Regions from separate parts of the Homo sapiens genome. Here region 2 is linked to region 1. Evidence: chromatin contacts called from ENCODE Hi-C data. All regions are on one chromosome and are shown on one strand. Each heading gives the region's core, a stretch centred on a gene start or an enhancer-like site at or near the end of the contact. The rest is flanking DNA. Distances are from core to core; before and after follow the strand shown. Region 1 overlaps LINC02641 (long intergenic non-protein coding RNA 2641). Region 2 holds the start of AS-PTPRE (lncRNA antisense to PTPRE protein-coding gene).

Region 1 (4,474 bases), core at 749-3,248:
CATAAAGATGGCACAGGATGTGCATAATCCAACTGAGGCTATTACAAGAAAGAAAATTTGGTGAAAGATGCCCAATGCATTGGGAAAGATGAAATGCCTCTTTCCATACATATGAGTTTTATCCAGCTAGAAATAGACTGTTTAAATAACTTTCTTAATTAAATAAAGAGGATATTTTAAAGTTAGATCTGGAAAACCCTCATACCTCCAGCGCATGGTTTCAATGAAATATCCCTTAACATGAAAATATAGACAGTTAGTTTTTTCTTCCAAAGTGAAATGCTGAGAGGCTTCCATTCCTGGTTTATTATGCTTTCTGTATCTCTGCTCATTTTTCACCAGTATTGCATTAAGTATTGATATTGATTTCTTGTAAATGGAACTGAAATAGATGGCCCACAGTTTTTGTTATTGTTCGGTGGCACTTGTATGTAATTTATTATGGCTGTAATGGAGGCTGCCCCTCGCTGCCACGGCTTAAATTAAATGTGCCACACTCTGGCCTCTGCTTGTCACCGGCATCTCTCATTTGATAGCAAAAATTATTATGTATAAAGTTTCTCTTTCCTTCTCACCCCTTCCATAAGAAACAATAACTGTGCCCTTTGTATTGTTTTGAAAGTTTGTGTTGATGACGTCCATCATTAGTGAAAAATATGAAAGTAGGAAGGGAGAGGACAATTTCCTCCTGGCAGCTGGGTTCTGTTTGGTTTCTGGGAGGCCTGGCAGACAGGAGACCTGGAGTCCTGGCCTGGTTTTACTTCAACTCAATGGAGTGACCTTGGGCTAGTCCCCTTCTCCTTCTGACTGTGGTTTTGTGAAGATGCATCCATGGCTCACGTATGTGCAGGGCTCCAATGACAGCCCCTGCAGTCCAGGGCCAGGGAGCTAAGGTGCCCTTTGTCTGTGTGTTTTCCCTGTAGGGAGTGCCCCAGGATAAGCTGGTGAGATGGCAGGGTGGCACCTGAGTGGGCTTGGGCACCAGGCTGTCATGGCTGAGGACATCTGAAGGCAAAATTGCCTGGGGACAAGCAGCTTTGGGTGTCCCATCCAAGGTGCAGTGCAGGTCCACAGAGAGGAGGCACATCTTGAAGCCAGAGAGTGGCCCCCTCCACAACAGGAAAGGGCAAAGCAAGGACAAGGGGAAAGTGTCCTGGCAAAAAAACAAAAACAAAAACAAAACAAAAAAAACACACAACCCAAAACTGGAAATTCTCTTTCTCTTTCAGTTGAACCTCTTGGCTGGGCCAGTACCCGAAAAGCCACACCGAATAATCTTGGGGAATAGCTGTGCGACCATCCTTTCCCAGCATGCTCAGGATTCTGCAAATGTCCTCTGCCTTCTCTAAGGCCCCCATCTCCCTTTCAGGGTTCTGTAGCGTGTGTTCAACTTCTGGCCTGTGTCTTTCACTGTGTCGGGGTATTTTTAGGGGGATAGAATAGGGTGAGAAGCAACAGGAACTATCATGACTGGGGGGAATAGGCAGGCCCAGTATTAACGTGGCGTGTGTGTGTGTGTGTGTGTGTGTGTGTGTGTGTGTGTGTGTGTATTTGTGTGAATGTGTGCATGTGTGTGTTTGTGTTTGTGCATAGCACCTCAAGTGTAGGCATCTTTATTCCCAAGACAGCCCTTGCCAAAGACAGGGTCAAGTCACATGCTCTTAGACCTGATAATTCTGCTTATGTGATTTTCACTTCAAATGATTTCCTGTTAGGCATAAAGGTTTCTACTAAAGAAAAATTTAAGGTCCTCACACAAGCCACTTCTGCTCCTCCACTTCTTAAAGAACCAAGTTAGATTTTAGTGCATTCAGCATGGGGCAAAACAGTGTCTATTAATTAGACTTTCATTTCTATTGACAATGGGGCCTACAGGCCTTGCACTGAGGTGGACACAGACCTTTTGTGGTGCCCTGTTGATCCTGGTTCTGCTCGTGGAAAATTAGGCCTGATTGCCCTATGAAGGCCCCTTCTCTAGTTTCCCTCTCTCACCTGCTAAGTCTCCATTCTTCCTCTAACTGCTTTAAATAGGTCAGCTGAGTTTCATTCTTACAGTCATCAGGCCTTTGGTGAAGGCATCTGTGCTCTTGCTGAAGTCTGCAACATTTCCCAACATGCAGGCCAAGGGCCCTTCTCTTTCGGTCTGACCACTTGTCTGTTCATGCATGCATGCTTTCATTCATTCAGAAAATGTGTCAAGAAAAGAGCACATGATTTGGAGGCAGACGTAATTCAGTGGTGTGCCGGAGTGGGATATTTCCAGCTTGCAAAAGCGGATTGCTAAATTTGTAAGTGTTTTGCAGCTGGTTTTTAAACATATATTAAAAATGAAATTGTAGAAAATTGCAATTAAATAAATTATATCAAAAACAGAAAATAAATACTCAAAACTCATCATTTTCTAATTATTTTATAACATTGTATTACCATCTGTATCAGAGGTTTCCAAAGTTTTTCTATGAAAGTGCAGATAGTAAGTATTTTAGGCTTTCTTGTCTCTGACACACTATTCAGGTCTGCTGTTTTAAGGTAAAAGGAGCCACAGACAATGCATCAAAGAATGGGCATGGCTGTACTCCTGTAAAACTATTTATAAACATGTAGCACTAGATTTGGCCCATAGCCCAGGTCAAGTTTGCCAACTCTTGATCTATGCTTTTGAGGTTATTTATGTCTGTAATATCCTTCTGGTGGAAATACTGTATAATGGTTGCTCCCCAACTCTGCCTTCCATGAGCTCATGCTGGCAGCTTGGAATCAGCCATGGTGGGAGTATTTACACCACAGAAATTGGCAAACACTAACAATCAGTTCTCTTTTCCCAGAGAACTGGCTAAACATTCACGGGGACACCACTGGGTGCGTCTGAGTCTTGACTCCGTGTTATATTAGCTCTGTGGCCTTAGGCACATGATTTACTTTCTGAGCTTTAGTTACCTTCAATAAAGGCAGAGACTGTGCCTATCCCAGAGCACTGGCAGGGGCTGAAGTGACACAATGTGACCTAACGCGTGTAAAGCACACAGCCATGGGGCCTGGTTTAAGGGGGATTCACAGTTGAGACAAGAACTGGCTCTGGCCTCAGGAATTCTCAGGGTCCCGGAGGGAGAAGGTATAGCTCAACCATAGAACGTAAAAGAAAGAATCATAACCTGCAGTGGAAAGATCTGATCAGCCACTCTCCAACCTGGGGACTTCTGACAGCTGATTCTTGGGCCTCAGAGCTATGGTTTCAATCTCAACCACGACCCTCCAGGCAAGCCCTCTGCAACCCAGCTCCTGCCTCCACTTCCCACTGCTGACCCGACCACACACCCCGAGACCCTTCGCCCTTCCTGATGCACAGTCACGCCCTACAGTCCTTGTTCCCACTACCCCCCTCTTCCTGCGCCTCCCGTCCCTGCCCTTGTCTCTGGACTCAGCTCACAGGCAGCCTCCCTCCGTAGCTTCTCAGCCACTCCCAGATAGATCTCCCCATCTACAGGCTTCTATATCCTTGAGAGGGGATTCCAGCTCTTCCCCGTGGCCTGTGAGGCCCTGCACGCTCTGGACCCCTAGGAATGAATCATGTTTGGTATTTTCTATATTTTATGATGCTTTGACATCTTGGGGACCTTACTGGCCAGAAAGCAAATTGCCTGCAAGCCCACCACCACTCACATGTAACCAACCAGTCCAGGGCCCATTCTCCACTCACCTTCTCTATCTCACTCACACACTAACCAATATTTCCCCTGCCCTAAACCACCCCTGAACCAGATACCGAGCATCTAGAGACCACCCCAGAGTCCAGAGGTCCCCCAACACGATTCAGACTAGCTGGTCCTGGGCTGTTTCCTCTGCCTGGCCTGGCCTTTCCTGAGGAAACCACAATGAGGGCTCTGCTGGCCTAGGCTTCTGCCTCACTCTTTGTGTCTTGGCCCTGTCCAGTCCTTCACCTCGTGGTTCTCTCTCTTGTCACTCAATTGCCTCTATAAATTAAATCTGGGGTACAATCCTGAGACACCCTCCATCATCTCCCCAGCCTCCTCTCCTAACCTGCCCCCTGCACTTCATTCCAGATGCACTGGTGGCATGCCACCCCTCAGGCGTGCTGCACTTGGGCCTGCCCCAGGGCCCTTGCACTTGCCTTTCCCTCTGCCTGCACTGCTCCACCCCCAGGTATTCTCACAACTCAGCCCCTCACTATGGAAAGACTTTGTCTTGTCGGTGCTTTGTCAGAAGACAGCCCATGTTCTCTAATAAAAAACCCATTCTACTACCACACTCACCTGGCACTCCCTATTCGATAACCTGCTTTGTTTCTCAATCTCCTACCAACACCTGGCATCAGACACATTTGTTTATTTCTGCCCCTTCTTCTTGAGTACAAGCCCCATGAAGGCAGGAATAGGCTTGTTGAGCTCACGGCTGCATCCCTAGGACTTAGAGCCATGCCCAGGGTGGAGTAGGGGCTCAGGGAGTATTTGGTGCC
Region 2 (4,125 bases), core at 233-2,732, 4.7 Mb after region 1:
CCATTCTAGGGTGATTCTGAGCCAACTGGATGGAATTCCCTGTTCAGACTACATCAATGCTTCCTACATAGATGTAAGTGGGCAGAGGTTTCTTGTTCCCCTGGCCCAGCTGGGGCATGAGCAGTAAGCACTTTCTTGTCTGGTGCCCGGAGTGTAAATTGTCACAACCTTTCTGGGCAGTTTGGCCACAAGCACAAAGGGTACGGAACTGCCCGTGCTTTACACACTGGCATCAGCATCTGGGAATTTGAATTCAAGAGACAGAGATGATCACAGAGGATGTTCACTACAGCATTATGTATATTCCTGACCAAATAGAACAGGGAGCATGGGTAGTTAAACAGATTGTGGTAAAACCATGTGCAGTGGACTATTAGAACTTGATTTGTATTAATCTTTAAAAGATCATTTAATATCAATTATAAAATTCCCATTAAAAATACAACATAAAATAAATTGTACATGTTCACCCAATTAGAGGACAGAAATGTCTGCATGTCTGCTTGTGGGTGAGTCTGGGAAAGGTTTGGCAGAAAAACAGACTAGAGAGGGGACGTATGAAGTAGGATTTGTTATTTCTGGAATTGCTGGTGAGTTTTCTTTCCTTCTTAACCTTTTCCTGTGTTTTGCAAATTTTCCATGGTGAATATGTACTGCTTTCCTAACAGCAACACCAACAAATCCTTTCAGCAAAGATAATTCTGAAAAAATATAAATCTGATGTTATTTTTTCTAGGGTTACAAAGAGAAGAATAAATTCATAGCAGCTCAAGGTAAGCTTTTTATTAATTTCTCAACGTATTTTTGGTAACGTGAATAGCTCTTATTTCCTTCTCTGTATGCCAACAAGACCAAGGACTTATACTGGATTTGTGTGTGTGTGTTTACACCTAACAGACACGTTAGATATCCATTCACACAACGGATATGTGTAGTCAGAGAAACACACACTTATTCCCACACCTATATGGTGTGAACACAGGGCACGCAATGGCCCCGGCTGCCATTCCAGCTTGTTAATACTTGCGTCAGATAACCTTGAATTTCTCTCAGCTGGCTGAGCCCTACATGGCTCCCCAAGTTTGGGCGAGGGGTTAGTGGGGTGAATAGCTTTTCAGATCAAGGCCATAACTAAGAATATACTTCAGCTGTGAAAACGTGCCCTTCACCTTGCACAGGGCTACCTTGTGTGTTGAGTACTGAATCCAGCATCACTCCGTTCCACCAGAGGTTGTCATCTGCAGGACCTGGTGTACGTGCGGTTAGATATCAGTGGAGCTGAAACCAGATTCCTCAGACTTCCTCACTCTTAGGCCAGGAGTCTTTAGGGCAATGAGCTCTGAAAGTCAGCGTCCATCAAAATCACCTGGGAAGTTGTTACAAATGCAGAATCTCTAAGAAAAAAGGACACACATGTGCACACGCAGAGGCCATCAGGAATGTGCCCAGCTGGAAACCTCAGGAAACCTGACGATCCTGGCTGAAGCAGATGAAAGCATGTGTTTCTCTCTTGCCAGCAGACACCCACAGGGAGCTAGCCCACGGCAGGACAGCAGCAGGGCCAGGGGCTTCCTTATCTCCCCGCCCATCCCCCTCAGCACGTAGCACTTAGCTCGGGACTGCAAAATAGCCGCAGCTCAGACAGGAAGTGGATAGGGGCAGAGGACTTTCTCCTAGTGACACTTTGTCTGTTGTTCACATCCCCCTCCCGAGGGACTTTAGCTCATATCGTATTGGACAGCACCATGCTGAGAGTAAGATTTTGACAAAGAGGAGGGGATTGGGAATGCAGGGTGAGGCTGGCCAGTCTCTGCCTCTCGCAAGGCTTTCACCAGCTCTCCCACACTTGGCTGTAGACCCAGCCCTCATCTGAACCCTGCTTCTTACCTGTGAACGTCATAACTCAACCTGGGCCCAATTATCTTGCCCACTGAGGAGTTCCTAGCTGGAGTGGGTGAGTGGCAGGACAGGCAGCCCCTACCGGTTCCGGAACGCTTCAGGGCATGACGTGTGTGTCCCCAACAAGCCTGAGAAGGGAGTGAACAGCTGTCCAGGGGCCAACGGCCAGGGTGCCGGGGCTGGGACCCCAAAGGGACTTCCCTTCATGCCTTTTGACTTCGAAATTGTCCTCTACACACAGGTCCCAAACAGGAAACGGTTAACGACTTCTGGAGAATGGTCTGGGAGCAAAAGTCTGCGACCATCGTCATGTTAACAAACTTGAAAGAAAGGAAAGAGGTGAGTTCCAGGCATCTGGCCCCGGTATCACTTCCTTTCAGCTGCTGCTGCCGGGCTGGGGATGTTCTTACCACTTCCTTTTCCTACTTCCCTCCCTTCCTCCCACTATCACTGCAGAAAAAAACCCAAACACATGCAGTGGCTTACAGCATTTTCTTCACGAAACAAATCCCCTGTGTCCCCAGCATCTCACTGTTATCTAATCTGTGATAACACAATGACACAAGAGTTTCCTTTTTTTCCCAAGTAAGAGTGGCCCCCGGCTGGCCCCATGGCTCTGCCTGCCTGATGAGAGACATGAATCTTAGAGTTTTAGGATGTTGAGCGTGTCATGCGGCAGAGCTCAGGCTAGAAATGAACATGATTTCGCGCTTATTATCCAGACTAGAGAAATGCTTTTGGAAAACGTTGGTATATTGAAGAAATGTTGATTTGTCATCCGAATATATTTAATTAGCTGTTTCTAATTCAAAAAAGGATGCATGTACGTTATAAGAATTTGAATCATTGACAAAGAAGAAAAGTTGAACTGATTCGTTTCCTAATGTAACAAGTACTCATTAGCATCTGCTGTGCTGGGCCAGCTCTGTCCCAGGTGCAAGGAGTAGGGGCTCAAATTCAGGGCTGAGAAGTGGTGGCTGTGGGGAGCCTGGGTGCGGGGGTGGGGTTGAGTGACAGGCAGGGAGCCATGCCATAGGCAGTGAGCTCACTCTCCAGAATGAAAGAAGAACTGGGAGCCTGAGGGACACTTACCACAGGTGGGGCGAAGTTAGGAGGCTGTGCTTCTGGCGTGTTCTGGCATGAAGGCCCGGTTCAGTGGGAGCCGTGTGTCCTGCCCGGCCCTGCTCAGGGCCTGCTGTGTCCTGAGCTCCTCAGTCATCTGCTGGCCTGGCCCCAGCAGTTCCCAGGCATTGTAGCGAGGACTGTGGGGAAGGGCTGCCATTTTTAGATGGGAGTACCAGGCCTTGGGGAGCTCAGCTGGGGCAGAAGATGGGTGGCAGGAGCCCACAGGAAGGGCAGGCTGGGAGGTGCTCTGGTCCCCGCAGTGCCAGCTTACTAATTGCCACCCAAAACACAGGAAGCAGCCTCCAGCCACCGTTTCTGGTCAGGAATAGGATGGAGGCTTTCATTCTGCTCTGGGGGGAGCTGAAACAGGACTGTGGAGGGCCACCCCTTTGCCCTTGCAAATCTTGCCCTTGTCATGCTTTGTCATGGGGAAGAGGGAAGAGTGACAGAGGGAAGTAGGGGATTCCCAGCCCAGGACTCTTCACTCTGCCTGCGCTGTAGCGGCCATGGAGGAGGACACCCACGCGAGGGAAAAGGAGGCTGACCCTTCATCAGGAGCCTCAGGGTCCCCCGTGACCCATGGCCCATAGGGACCAGTCTTCCTGGGGTTGGTGCTCCAAGCATGAGACCAGCACAGAAGCAGTGGGGCTCAAGGACGCCCTCACTTCCCTCTTTCAGTCATTCTGCTGAAAGTGTCACTGGCATTTTCTCTCCATCTTCCCCCACAACCTCCTACTGGATTTTTCCACTCCTGTGACTCAGTGCTGGGCTGCTGCCGCGTCCTCATTCTCACCAATTCAGATGAAATCATTTCTCAATAGAGTTCCCTTTTTCTTAATTGCTCACACTTCTGTTGTGGTTTCCTTGGCTTCCACATCCTGGGCTCTGCATTGCAAAACACAGCTGCCCTGGCATCTCATGATCGGGTGGGAGGGAGGCAGAGGGAGGGGGTATAAAACCAGCCACCAACACTGAGCCCTTGAGAGGCTGACACATGTTCTCAGTTCCTACTGGAGAGCCTTCAAGGTGAGAAGCTCAGGAGGGACCCCAGGGCTCCCCATAGGGCCAAGACTCACCCAAACCGGGACATGTAGGCATTTG

What was found. A loop is a pair of places that touch in the nucleus more often than their neighbours do. Pooled maps may share reads with other maps.
Region 2: a loop to region 1 is called in a pooled map, with 9 times the contacts of the local background. The contact joins the promoter of AS-PTPRE here to the enhancer-like site in region 1. A Hi-C loop is called at or near these places in 3 of 37 single-sample maps with no recorded cell type and 1 of 50 pooled maps.

What each region holds. Positions count from the first base shown.
Region 1 is chr10:123,396,318-123,400,791 of GRCh38, forward strand. The region is part of intron 6 of LINC02641 (long intergenic non-protein coding RNA 2641); the gene reads left to right. Among named protein-coding and RNA genes, the nearest start is that of LINC02641, 51 kb to the left of the region's middle. RefSeq lists an enhancer at 1,768-2,077. Within about 2 kb of position 1,999, at least 2 of the 41 ENCODE cell types and tissues checked have a DNase peak (open chromatin) inside an H3K27ac peak, as active enhancers do.
Region 2 is chr10:128,060,943-128,065,067 of GRCh38, forward strand. It overlaps AS-PTPRE (lncRNA antisense to PTPRE protein-coding gene), which reads right to left and starts at 1,483. Exons shown (of 3, transcript NR_136150.1): 1 at 1,185-1,483. It overlaps PTPRE (protein tyrosine phosphatase receptor type E), which reads left to right. Exons shown (of 21, transcript NM_006504.6): 8 at 1-73; 9 at 737-773; 10 at 2,141-2,238. RefSeq lists enhancers at 1,026-2,225, 1,557-1,606, 2,017-2,226, 2,566-3,164.